Linked DNA regions of Homo sapiens: region 1 is linked to region 2. A link is a contact called in ENCODE Hi-C data. All regions are on one chromosome and are shown on one strand. The core of a region is the stretch at or near the end of the contact, and the rest is flanking DNA. Distances in the headings are between cores, read along the strand shown.

The links. A loop is a pair of places that touch in the nucleus more often than their neighbours do. Pooled maps may share reads with other maps.
Region 1: a map with no recorded cell type shows a loop between it and region 2 (9-fold over the local background). The contact joins two enhancer-like sites. A Hi-C loop is called at or near these places in 4 of 37 single-sample maps with no recorded cell type and 4 of 50 pooled maps.

What each region holds. Positions count from the first base shown.
Region 1 is chr13:50,988,959-50,995,403 of GRCh38, reverse strand. It overlaps the pseudogene GUCY1B2. Among named protein-coding and RNA genes, the nearest start is that of RNASEH2B-AS1, 81 kb to the right of the region's middle. Within about 2 kb of position 4,308, at least 12 of the 41 ENCODE cell types and tissues checked have a DNase peak (open chromatin) inside an H3K27ac peak, as active enhancers do.
Region 2 is chr13:50,362,483-50,368,737 of GRCh38, reverse strand. The region is part of intron 2 of DLEU1 (deleted in lymphocytic leukemia 1); the gene reads right to left. Among named protein-coding and RNA genes, the nearest start is that of DLEU1-AS1, 160 kb to the left of the region's middle. RefSeq lists a silencer at 1,611-1,905. Within about 2 kb of position 1,762, at least 16 of the 41 ENCODE cell types and tissues checked have a DNase peak (open chromatin) inside an H3K27ac peak, as active enhancers do.

The DNA of each region.
Region 1 (6,445 bases), core at 3,059-5,558, 620 kb before region 2:
TGGCTCACAGTCCCGGAGGCGGTTTTTCTCCAGGGCCTTCTCCCAGGGCTCCCTCCCATGCTTAGAAATACTAATTGGCATCTTTGAGTTTGTGCTCTATGGGGCATTGCGTGACTCACTTGGTATAAATCATCTAGTTTAATGATCATAACAACCCTGGAAGGCAGGTGTTATTTCTCCATTTTTCATATGAGGAAAACTGAGGCCCAGAGAGCTTCAGTAACTCATCCAGGGTTACAGGTCAAGTAGTGGCAATGCTGGCTCTGACCTTCAGCCTCCGTGTCTGCTGCTCAGAAGTCACAGACAGCCACAGGCCAGAAGACAAGGAGACTTGGTGCTATTGTGTGAGTTATGCAGAAGCAAAGATGTGGGTATGACCAAAAAGATGGCACAGGGCAGTTCAAAGAACTCATATAGCCACAAGGCAGTGGTCTGTCCGGGCTGTTTGGCCTTGGCTGTGAAGAATTCTTCCTGTCCAGGATCACACTGAGTAGAAAAGGAGGCCCGTAGTGTCCACACGTGTTCCCCAGGGTCTGGCCCAGACAGACAGTCTGAGGCTCGATCACTTGCTCACCCCTCTGTGTTCTTTCAGCTCCTGATGAAATCATCCCTGTGGGGAGTGCAGGGCCAGATGGGGACTCCATGGAGACAGCCGACCGGCGACAGCCTTCAGCTCCGACAAAGACACATCACCTTGCAAATGACACTTTGCCGTCTGGTTTCTGTGTTTTGTTGTAACAGGTTAAATGAACCCCTGGGCTTAATTTTCCCCCTACTTAGTTCTGTGGCAGCAAAGAAAAGTGACTTCTTTTCATTTCTCAGCTCAAAACTTCTTAAGCCGTGTCTCTTCCTCATCATCCCTTTGAGAATAAAAGTCTAGAAATGAAACACAATCCTGACAAGTTTGGAAAATGTGCTTTTATATTCTTAGTTCAAAGCCAACCCTAAACTTTGAGATTTTGGGTCAAATTTGTTCTCAGAGACGTAAGTTCGGCCTTGAGGCCTATTTCTGTCTTCTTCTAACAGGAATGAATGGCTTCAAGCTCTCATCACTATGGTTCCACTGAACCTTTGCCTGAACAAGAGCCCCAGTGGCTGACACCCTGACTCTGGAGGCTCACCTTGTTTTAAAGGGTGGTGGGAAGGAGAAAGGGAGGAGGAGGGGAAGGCGGAGGGGGAGGGGGAGGGGGGGGAGGAGGAGGAGGAAAAGGAGGAGGAAAGAGACCCAGGCTCTGCAGTTTATAAATCACCCCAGAACACAGCCAGGCTGTGAAAGGCACTCAGCCAGAAGTTGTGAAAGCAAATAATTTTCATTCCCTGCCCTGGGAATTACGTGAAGCAACAGAACAAAAGCTGCATTCCCCAGAGATTTTCTGAATGTAAAATGAAAGGGAAAACATGAAAATCACCGGAAAGGCAGAGTTAGGAAAGCTAAGGAAAGAAGGCAGAGCACAGCCAAGACACCTTTGGCCGGTTCGTCTCCTGCTTCCAGCTGTAGGTGCAGAATACCTTCTGCAAAGAAGAGTGTTGGAAATGTTCTCAGAGGCTATCCCAACTAGGAGAAGCGAGGCATGAGATGGGGCTATGCATCTGCATTTCGTGATGATAAGAAAATAAGTATTTTTTTTGACCTAGACATTAACGAAAATCTTAAGGGCACACAGGAGCTTGTGATCCATTTAAGCTAGTACCTTACTTGTCCCAAGAGGCATTAACTGTCTCAGCAATTCCCAGGAGGGCACAGGCAGGACCTGGCTCTGTCTTCAGCCAATCCCAGGGCCTGGAGACAAAGGGAAAGTGACAAGGGTTGAATTCCTTGCTGCAATCTTTCTAGACAGCAACTGTGTTTGGTGTCTAGAAATGGACAGGTGTGACCTGCAGTCCAGCGGGAAACAGCAAGCTCAGATTAGACAAAGTGCAGAGTCAAGAGATGGGGGTTCTTGCCCAAGCTTTACCACCTGATACACCAGCTATAAAATGGGGTTAGTGACAGCTGCCCCACCTACCTCATAGTTTTATGTGTGCATGTGTGCGTGTGAGAATTCAGTGAAATCTAAGAGCACAAAGATAATGACAATGCTTACAGTAGTAATAACCACAGATGCTCCTCCACTTACGATGAGGGTTCTGTCCAGATAAACCCATTGTAAGCTGAAAATACAAAAATGCATCAGGTTTATATCCTGATAAAATGTTTATATCCTGATAAACCCATGGTAAAGTTGAAACTGTAAATCAAACTAGCTTAACTCAGATGCTCCTTGACACACGACAGGATTACTTCCCAACAAACCCACTGTAGAGTTGAAAAACTGTTAAATCAAACCATCAGGGGACCATCTGTACTAACATTTATGGAGCCTCAAACATGTGCCGGGCACTGGCCCTGCATGCATGTATGTTACACATTACTTCTGCTCCTGACAGCAACCCTATAAGACCACTATTCCAGTCCTTACTTGACAGACAAGGAAATGGGAACTCAGGGAGACTTAGTAGCCCAAGATGGCACCACTGGTGAGCAGCCAAAATAGGGAGCCTAAAGCTCAGTTATTACACCATCAAAAGAGGTGGGAAAGCCTGGTGGTATGGACCCGGGACTAGCTGTGCAACTTTGGCAAAGTTGCTTAACATCTCTGGGACTTGGCATCCTATTTGTAAAATAAGGGTAATCAGAGAACCTGCTGCATAGGGTTGTCATGAAGATTACCTGAGATGTCCACAAAACGCTTAGAGGCAGGGCCGACACTTTGGTAAGTGCTCCTTAAATGCTAGCATTTTAAAATTTTCTTAAATGCTCCTATTGAGTGACTGATCTCCCTGCTTAAGTGGAGGCAAGGAACGATGTTGGAGCTCACGCTCTTGTTACTTTAGTGATACGGTTTCCTTTGAAATCCTTAGCTCTGCTGTGAGTGAGAATCCCATACAGAACGAGGAACCCTGTTATGTGGTAGCATTGCCTGGGAGATAAAGAGCAAAACAGTTGGTGGGGTGGTGGCTTTCTGTTTCATTTTTAGAAAGAAGAAAAGCCAGAGCCTGTGGTTTTAGCCCCCAGCTGGCAGCTTGCTTTGCTTCCTTGGCCCTGATAGAATATGCCAGCTTAATGTTCATTTGTACCGACAACTGCCAGGAATTGTGAAGCAGGTGCTCTCATCCTGGGCTGAAAATGAAGAGAATTTTGCTCAATATTTATTAGGAGTAAAATAATAGTTTCCAGCTTTAAAGGAATGACTACATCTCCCCGCATTTGGTGTCACCCTGGAAACTATTTATTCTTTTGAGTAAACACTGCTGGAGACAAGCTTCAGGTGCCCAAGCAACCTAGCCAGGCTGATGAAGTGCTCTGTGAGCCCCCAGCACTCACTCGCACGGGCACCTTCATTCTCTCTTAGTCTGCTTCTCTGGGTTGGAGGCCTCAGGAGCCCTGGTACCAAGCTGGGTGTGTGAACACTCACTAAGAGGGCAGATTCACTTGAAGGAGGCCTGCACCTCTGCACACATCTGCAAGTGCTAGGCTCTAACACCAGCATCTGGTGGTCTGTCTGATGTCCACCAACCCCCACGTGTGGCTGTCACTCCAGACAACAGACTTGTTTACAAGCAGTGAATGCTTTGCTCAGCAGAGCAGGCAGAATGACCCCAGACCAAGCCCCTCTCAGCCTCAGAATCTTCAAGGATAGGAGCCCTCCCACACCTACAACCTGTCAGTTTCATTTGACTGCCCCCTTACTCCAGCTGCCTCCATCTCAGGCACCTGTTCAGGAGCATGGCAGACCAGGATCCCAGCAGATGGCTGGTCCTGCAGGCTGAGGACTGACAGACTCATTCGCCTGTGGCCCACAGAGACAGGCAGACATTGTCATTAGGAAGAATTGAAAACATTGTTCACTGCCCCTTTCCAGTGGGGCACAGAACTTAATCCCATGGCCTCTACAGCAGCCTGCGCCCCTCCTCTCAGCCTCTCCACATCAAGCCTTCCAGGCAACATTGGATCGTGGAGGTGAAGTTCACGGATGTGTGTGGAGGAGACAACAATGTGTCGGGTGTCCCCTCTGTCTCCCTGTCTTCTCCTTCGTGGACATCTGGAGACAGTTCTTGGACGCTCAGGGCTGGCCAAGGCCTGGAGTCTCACTCTTCCTCTGGGCTACGAGGACCTGCTTGTTCTTTACAATCACCCGTTCTCCCCCGCCCTTTCTTTTTCACCCTTTCTCTCTTTTCCAACTCCCCTTCAGCTCGAGTTGTGTGTGAGAGAAAGAAGGCGGCTCACGTGCCCGGCTGAGGAATGAGATCATTTCTCTCCCCGTGTAGCGGGCTTGCTGTCTGCTGGTCAGGGTTACTGGGAGAAAGCAGGCCAGCTCGCTCTCCACAGAGAGCCATCTGGCTCCAACAGACTCACGCGGATGCTAATCTATTGGTTTCTTTTTCTTTTATTCTTTCATTCTTTCTTTTTGTTTGCTCCCAAGGAACACTTCATCTGCAGCTGTAAATTCAGACCTGGCCCCGTGAAGGCGAGCGTTCATTCATGCACTTATTTATTCCTGCATTATGCCCCCTCGCCCCCTCTCCTCTGGTAGGTGTCAGGAAGCCATTGTTATCATTGGTGGGTCTATGTCATTTTAATGTCAGGGCTGTACTTTCAAATGGAAATCAGGCAATTACGCTCCACATGGAGAAATCTGACAGATGCAGAGGTTTTACACCACTGGCCGTGTGGCAGGGACAAAGGCGACCAGGGCTCCCAGGGGACGGTTAAATAAATAGAATATGTTTCAAGAGTGCAGAAAAATTCAAGAATAATTAACTGCCTGATGAGAGTTCATAGATCCTGTGGCTGTTTATCTTCAGAATGTGATAATGATATGTCAACGAACCACTTAACTCATCCTTGTAAAGGCAGCGTTAGAAAACTGATTACAATGTGCATTTACACAGAGGCAGACTGCTCTGTGCATCTGTTTTCCGGTTTCTAAATGCAAAGCTTTGCAGTATTTTAACTTGCTCTGTTTCCCCCTCGCAGGGGTTCTGGTTGGAGAAAGATGGAGGCATGTTCCAAGTCTGATGTCTACCTGATGAAGCACTGTCGTGTCTACATTCACTGTTAGCTAACCACAGTGGTATCTACAGATACCAGTGGTGTGTAATATCAGTGTTATCTAATATCAGTGGTATCCACCTGGGAACTCAAACTGAAAAACATGGTAACTATATCATTGTGGCTATTGTTGGTTGATGCTTGTTTTGCATCAAGCACCCAGCTAATTATTCTCCATAGGTGGCCTCTTATAGTCCCGTGAGTGTGACGTATATAGTATTATTATCCTTGTTTCACAGAGGGGAAACTGAGGCTTGGGGCTAAGTGGAAGAAGTGGCCTTCAGACCTAGCTCTGCCTAACTCTGACCTTAGCTCTCAGCCACTGGGCCCCGGTCCTCTCCAATGTTCCAGCAGGAAGAAAGGTAACTACTCACTCACACCCTGTATAAAGCACTCTCATCATGACAGACACATATAGTTGGTGTGAACTAAACAGGAGAGATCTAATAAAAGTTAAAACTTGATTTTTTTCCCTGACATATCCAGCTGTTTAAACAGACAGTTCATTTGGAGCCTGAAAAAGGGTCATTATTCAATGTGTCCAAAGCTGGGTTTACATTAGTTTATTTTATAAAAAAGTAAAGTGCCTCCAACTACTGGTCATTGCTCTCTTCTATTGTGGAGGAGTCAGGGAGCAGGCGAGGGTGTGTTTGGACTTCAGCGCCCCCTGCGCTTCCTCACTAAGCAGCTGCCTTGAAATACACGGAAGCTGATGCCAATTAGAACACAGAAAAAAGGGAGGACGTTTTATCCCTCAGGAAAAGTATGTTTTAAACCAAACAAATGATAAAATAAATACAACAGATTTATGTACTAATCTCCAATGCTTTCTCCGATGAATGAGTGCCATCCTGAAAGTCCATGAGGCCCCTCTGTAGTGAGCAAACATGAATCAAAGCCAGAGGTATCAGGAGACAAAACATCTACTAATTTGCTAGGGACTAATAAACATCAGTCACACCCACAACACCCTCCATTATAACTTGTTTTACCTTGTCCAAGGGTAAAGACATAAGTAAGGAGACTCACAACCTTTTAGAGCATTAGCTTTGTCTTAGGTGAGGAAAAAAAAATAAACATGCTTATGGAGGAATTAGTTTTCTTTTTTCATCTCTATTGAACACATTGGTTTGAAAGCATTAGCATAATAAACTTGCGTTACAAAAACAAAAAGTACTATTAAAGTATCCTTTCCAATAAACACCTTAATTAAAAGGATTCAAATACTAGGGAAAAGCACGAAAGAGACAAAGTCATAGCTCACTCAAGAACGGATCACTCGAGAGCTCAAGAAAACAACAGGAACATCAAGCCATGGGAGGGCTGATGCAAGGTCTGGGATAGTCAGAATGA
Region 2 (6,255 bases), core at 513-3,012:
TTTTAAGGAATCTATATGGCCCTGGTATGGCTGGAGGCCAGTTGGGAACCCCAGAGCTTCCTGGAGGACACCCACCATGGGGATTGGACCAAGCATTCCATTTTCATTCTCTGGGGGCTACAATGGGCTGCTAGACTGGCAGCTGGGTGCTGGACTCAAATTTGAGTCTTCTCATCTTCAAACTCTTCATCTTCTCAAACTGAAACAGCAAATTCTGAGAGTCTGAATCTCTGTTCTGACACTTTAAAGAACACTTTTTCAGGGTCCTAGTCACTGGGGTTTTAGAGCGGCTGCTTGAGTTAGGGTAGTTATATAGAATGTGGAATAAATAGCCATTGGACCTTTGGCTTTAACATTACACATTTCAAATTCTGTTTTATCTATAGAACTAACCTGGCCTATACTTGTGTTGACCCACTAGTAAAAAAGAGAATGTCTATTAAGCTTGGGCCAATTTATACTCTTTGAATGAATGTGTTCTGTATGGTGGGAGGAGAAAGATTTGGCCATACATTGCTACATCCCATGTTGCCTATGGACAAGAGTGTTCCTGACTGTATTCCTTTCCTAGGGCTACCATAACAAAGCACCATACATTGAGCAGCTTAAAACAGAATCATATTCTCTCACAATTCTGGAGGCTAGAGGTGTAAAATTGAGGTGTCAGCAGGGACATGTTCCCCCCTAAACCTGCGGGTGAGTGTCCTTCCTTGCTGCTCTCCTAGCTACTGGTGATTCACTGGCAATTTCTGGCATTCTTTGGCTTGTAACTGCATTAATGCCAGTCTCTGCCTTAGTTGTCACGTGGCATTCTCCTCATGTGTCTCTGTCTTCACAAAGCCACCTTCTTATAAAGACACCAGTCATATTGGGTTAGGGGCTACTCTGGTCTGAATGTTTGTGTCCCCTCAAAACTCATATGTTGAAATCCTAACCTCCAAGTTGATGGTATTAGGAGGTGGTGACTTTTGAGAAGCCATGAGGGAGGAGCCCTCATGAATGGGATTAGAACCTTTATAAAAGAGACCCCGTAGAGCTAGTTTGCCCCTTCCCCTATGTGAGGACACAGTCAGAAGGCACCATCAGTGGACCAGGAAATGGGCCCTCACTAGACACTGAATCTGCTGGTATCTTGATCTCAGACTTCCCAGCCTCCAGAACTATGAAAAATAAATATCTGTTGTTTATAAGCCATCTAGTTTATGGTATTTTGTTATAGCAGCTCAAACAGGCTAAGACATGAGCCCACTCTGCTGTGAGGGAGAACCTGTCCCAGGTCTCTCTCCTGGCTTCTGGTGGTTGGCTGGCAATCTTTGGCATCCCTTGGATTGGAGTTACATCTCCCCACCTCTGTCTTTATGTTCAAGACGTTCTCCCTGTGTACAAATTTCCCCTTCCTATAAAGGCACCAGTTATCTTGGTTTGGGACCCACCCTACTCCAGTACGACTTCATCTAAACTAATTGTATCTACAACGACCTTATTGCCAAATAACGTCACATTCTGAGGAAATGGGGATTAGGACTTCTACACATCTTTTGAGGGGAAGATATCACTCAACCTATAGCGATACCTCTTCTTTTGGCTGTTCAGTTGCAGTATTTAATCCAGTGCGATGAATGTGACAGTAAGTGTCCCAATGTGAATTAAGTCACCAGGCCAGCTCTGCCTACAAAAGCGCATAGTAGCACCATGGTTAGTTACCTCACACCAACACACCAAACAGCTTCACTTTCAAGATGACTGGAGAAGAGGTTGAGTGGGGTTTCATCAAACTTGTGGTCATTCTGACTAAAAGCTGGAATGGGAACTTTTCATTGTCACTTAAGACATAATGGCATTGTTGAACTTTAATGGCACAGCAAATAGAATATCAGTTTATGGGGCACACTCAGGTGCTTCTGTGCTGTCATCTCATTTGAGGCTTTTCAAAGGACAGTGGTGCTTTTAATCACAGCAACACTATATAATAATTAGTAATGACAATATGTACTTTGAGTTGCCCTAGAGGGCCACAGAATCTCAGGCTGCCACCCCTGCAATTAGATTAACAGCTGGCAAAAAGCCAAATTAGGGAGAGAGGGGAGAGATCTACTATCAAATTCAATAGGCGTTTGTTTTGAATTAAGCATTCAACCTCCTGGTGGGGAAATCTGCTCTGATTGTACCCTGCCATTTATATACGTAAAATACGTTAAAAGAAAAATACATATTCTGTACCCTGTTAGCCATTAACAGTTTTCAGAGTTCTTTCTCATTAGGCTATTTCTAATGGGACCCATGAGACTCAAGTTCATGATTGAGGGAGCTGCCCCTATGCCAGAGAAGGTCCCTGAGAACAACCAGGAAGACACAGTTTGTATGCCCCTTATTTATTTTATTTCATTCAAGCAAACAGTTGGCAAGAGCAGACATTTCCTATTGCCTGGGCACTGTTTAATCACTGTTTAAATATTTGCCATCCTGTCTTTGTTTTGGTTAGAATTGCTGAGTTAATGTAATACAGATTTGTACCCTCTGCTGAGTGAAATATAGATTTCGTCTTCTGAACTAGGGCTATGTTCACTGGAAATAGTTTTCTCACTCCCCACCCCCACTGCTTGTCTTTCATTTTATGCATTATATTAATCCTTTTCATAGCTTCTCAAATGCCTACAGGTTACCGACAAATTGCCCCCAGGCAGTTTCAACACTTTCGGTTTCAGCAAACCTGGCCTTATGTGTGACTCATTGTGAAATTTTAAGGACTCTTAAGTCAATCTCTGAGTACCAACTTAGAAAAATATCCGTCCTAGGCAAGAACCTCATCATCTGATGGACATTCTGAGGTTAAGGTAAAATGAGTTTCTGGCCTCAGGCCAGTTTCTGACCGGCAGCGGGTTTGTACCAAGGACCCCTTCTGTTAACGAAACTCTGCAAGGTGGAGCTGGATCCGGGTTAACTTGGCTTCTGTGTAACCTGATTTCCCCCAGGCCTCACAGCCTGGGTATACTTAAACAGTCACCTTAACAGTCATAACTCAGATTTCACTGCCTCTCACTCCCACCTGTTGATAGAGAGCCTATGGCTCCATATTTTACAGAATTTTTATAAAAGTGCATTTCAATTTTAACAGACTCTCAATGTCACACTTCACAAATCGAATGGGATCTGAACAGGAAAGAACTATGAGTATGTGGCAGCATTCTCACTCTTTCTCCTCCTCTCTGATAACCATGATTCAGTTCTCTAGCAAGGCTGTCATTTCCGGCTCCTTCTCCCCTCAGAACAAGCACCCTCTCACTCCCACACTCCTCAGTCCTCAGCAGTAGGTTCTTCTGCAAGAACTTGCAGACTGGCCAGATGGTCAGCTCTCAATCCCAATTGGACTCTACCTTAGGACTCCAGCAGACCTGAAATAGCTGCTCACTTCTCTGGAAAAAAACTTTGTTGAAATTAAAAGGTCTGAGGCCTCTTATTCCAATAATTGCAGACTAGGTAATTACTACCAAACCATCTACAAAAGCAAACTAGAAAAACTGGATAAAATATTAAAAATATGTTCAATGAAACAAGAAAGTGAACACAATAGTGAATAATCATCATGACAGAACCCAACAGAAGACATAAGATAGAAAACGAATGAGAAGAACCCTACCAAAGCCCTAACTTACTGACATGAAAGTTTCCAGGCCATATCATAGGAATGAGAAACTCCAGTGCAGCTCAACGATTCCCTACAATGAAGAAATGAAGCAAGGGTTTGGAAAGACCAACATGGCTAAAGTTGGCAGGACAGAGAGGGGACAAAGAGTTGCAGGGAAAGAGAATCAGACATCTGTAGATGGTCCCCCTGAATATTCAACAGAGTACTAATCAGTGCACACAGCTGAGGAAGCTAGCAGAGACCAGGGGAAGAACCATCTAAAAGAATTACAAAGAACAGCAACTGGAGCTCACATGAGGTCAGAAAAAGTGACTGTTGCCAGTAACTAGATTGAAGAACCTTATAATTTTACATATAATTGAGTAGAATATTCAGAAAGATGTTGCCTCAGTAGTAGAAGGTTATTAGCCCTAAGCTAAACGATGTTCTAGTCTTGCTTTCCAAATATGAAAGGTAAGCCATAAATGGATCAGTTTCTAAGTAACTTAACTGCATCTCAGAACAAAGCCCAAACATGTATAGGAATAAAAAAAAATAACCATCACAATGTCTGCCATTCAAACAAAAGTTATTGGGCATGCAAAGAAATGAGAAAACATTGAGGAGAAAAATTAGTCAAAAACAACCCAAAACTGACACAGATGTTAAAATTAACAGGCAAAGGAATTTAAAAAGATATTAAAATTGTATTCCATATATTCAAAAAGTTTAACAGAAATGGAGGAGTTATTTTTAAAGACCTAAATCAGACTCCTAGAGACAAAAACTGCACTGGAAGGGATTAATGGCAAGTAAATTCAACTAAACATTTAAGGAAGAAATAATGCCATTTGTACGTAGACTCTTCCAGAAAATTAAAGAAGAGAGGAGATTTCCCAATTCATTCTGCAAGGCCAGCATTGCACTGATAACAAAACTAAACAAAAATATTTCAAGAAAAGAAAACTACAACCTAATATTCTTCATAAAACAGATGTAAAAATTCTCAATGCAATTTTAGAAAATCAGATTCAACAATATATAAAAGGGATAATACATCATGACCAAGTGAGGTTTGTCCCAGGAATGCAAAGCCGATTTAACATTCCAAAATCAATCACTGTAATTCACCATATTAACAAACTAAAAAAGAAAAACTATATATCATTTCAATACATGTATAAAAAGCATTTGACAACATGCAACCTTCATTCTGATAAAAACCCTTAGCAAACTAGAAACAGAAGAAAAGTTCCTCAAATAAACGAAGGACATGTACAAAAAATCTACAGCCAACATCCCACTTAATCGTGAGAGACTGAATTCCTTTCCCCTAAGATCAGGAACAAAACAAGGATATCTGTTCTCACCACTTTTGTTCAGCATTATACTGAAGATTCCCACCAGCACAATATGTAATGAAGTCCAAACTAAAGGCATAAAGATTGGAAATAGAGAAGTAAAAGCAAGAAAATGACAAGATCATCTGTGTGGAAAATCTGCCGGAATGTACAAAGAAGCTACTAGAACTAGTAAGTGTGCTAACTAATATAGCAAGATTACAGCATTGCAATACTAGTATACAAAATTAATTGTATTTTGTATATAAGCAATGAAAAATCCAAACATGAAATTCAAAATCAATACAATTTACAATGACATCAAAGAATACAGAATTCTAGGAATAAATCTGACAAAAATATAAAGAAGCTATACACCAAAAATAATAAAACATTGCTAAAAAATTTAAGATGGTCTTAATAAATGAACAAACATACTTGCTCATGAATTGGAGGATTCAATATTTTTAAGATGTCATTTTTTCTAAGTTGATGTATAGTTGCAACACAGAATCTGATAAGGAATAAATACTCAAAGTATTAAATTGGTACAAAAGTAATTGCAGTTTTTGCCAATAAAAGTAATGGTAAAAACCACAATTACTTTTGCACCAACCTAATATATAAATTCCTAAAACACAATGAAACCAATTTAAAAATGGGCAAAGGACTTATATAGACGTTTATCTAAAGATATACAAATGGCAAGGATATTCAACATCACTAATCATTAGGAAAATACAAATCAAAATCATAATGAGATACTATCTCACACCCATTATGAGGGCTATTTCCAAAAAAAAAAAAAATACCCAGAAAATAAAGTGTGGATGAGGACGTGAAGAAATCAGAACTCTTTGCACTATTGGTAGCAATGTGAAACTGTATAGTCGCTATGGAAAAAAGTATGTAGGTTCCTCAAAGAATTAAAGATAGAACTACTATATGATCCAGTAATTCCACTTCTAGGTATATACTCAAAAGAATTGAAAGCAGATATTTGTACACACATTTTCATAGCAGCATTATTCACAATGACCAAAAAGTGGAAGAACCCAAGTGTCCATGGATGTATGAATAAATAAGCAAAGTATGGTATGCCGATAATGGAATAGTATCTGGCCTTAAGAAGGAAGGGAGTTCTGATTCATGCTGCAACATAGAGGAATCTTAAGGACATTAAGCTAAGTGAAATAATACAGTCACAAAAAGACAAATAGCATGTGATTCCACTTATAAGAGGTACTTAGAGCAGTCAAATTCATAGAGACAGAAAGTCGAATGGCCATT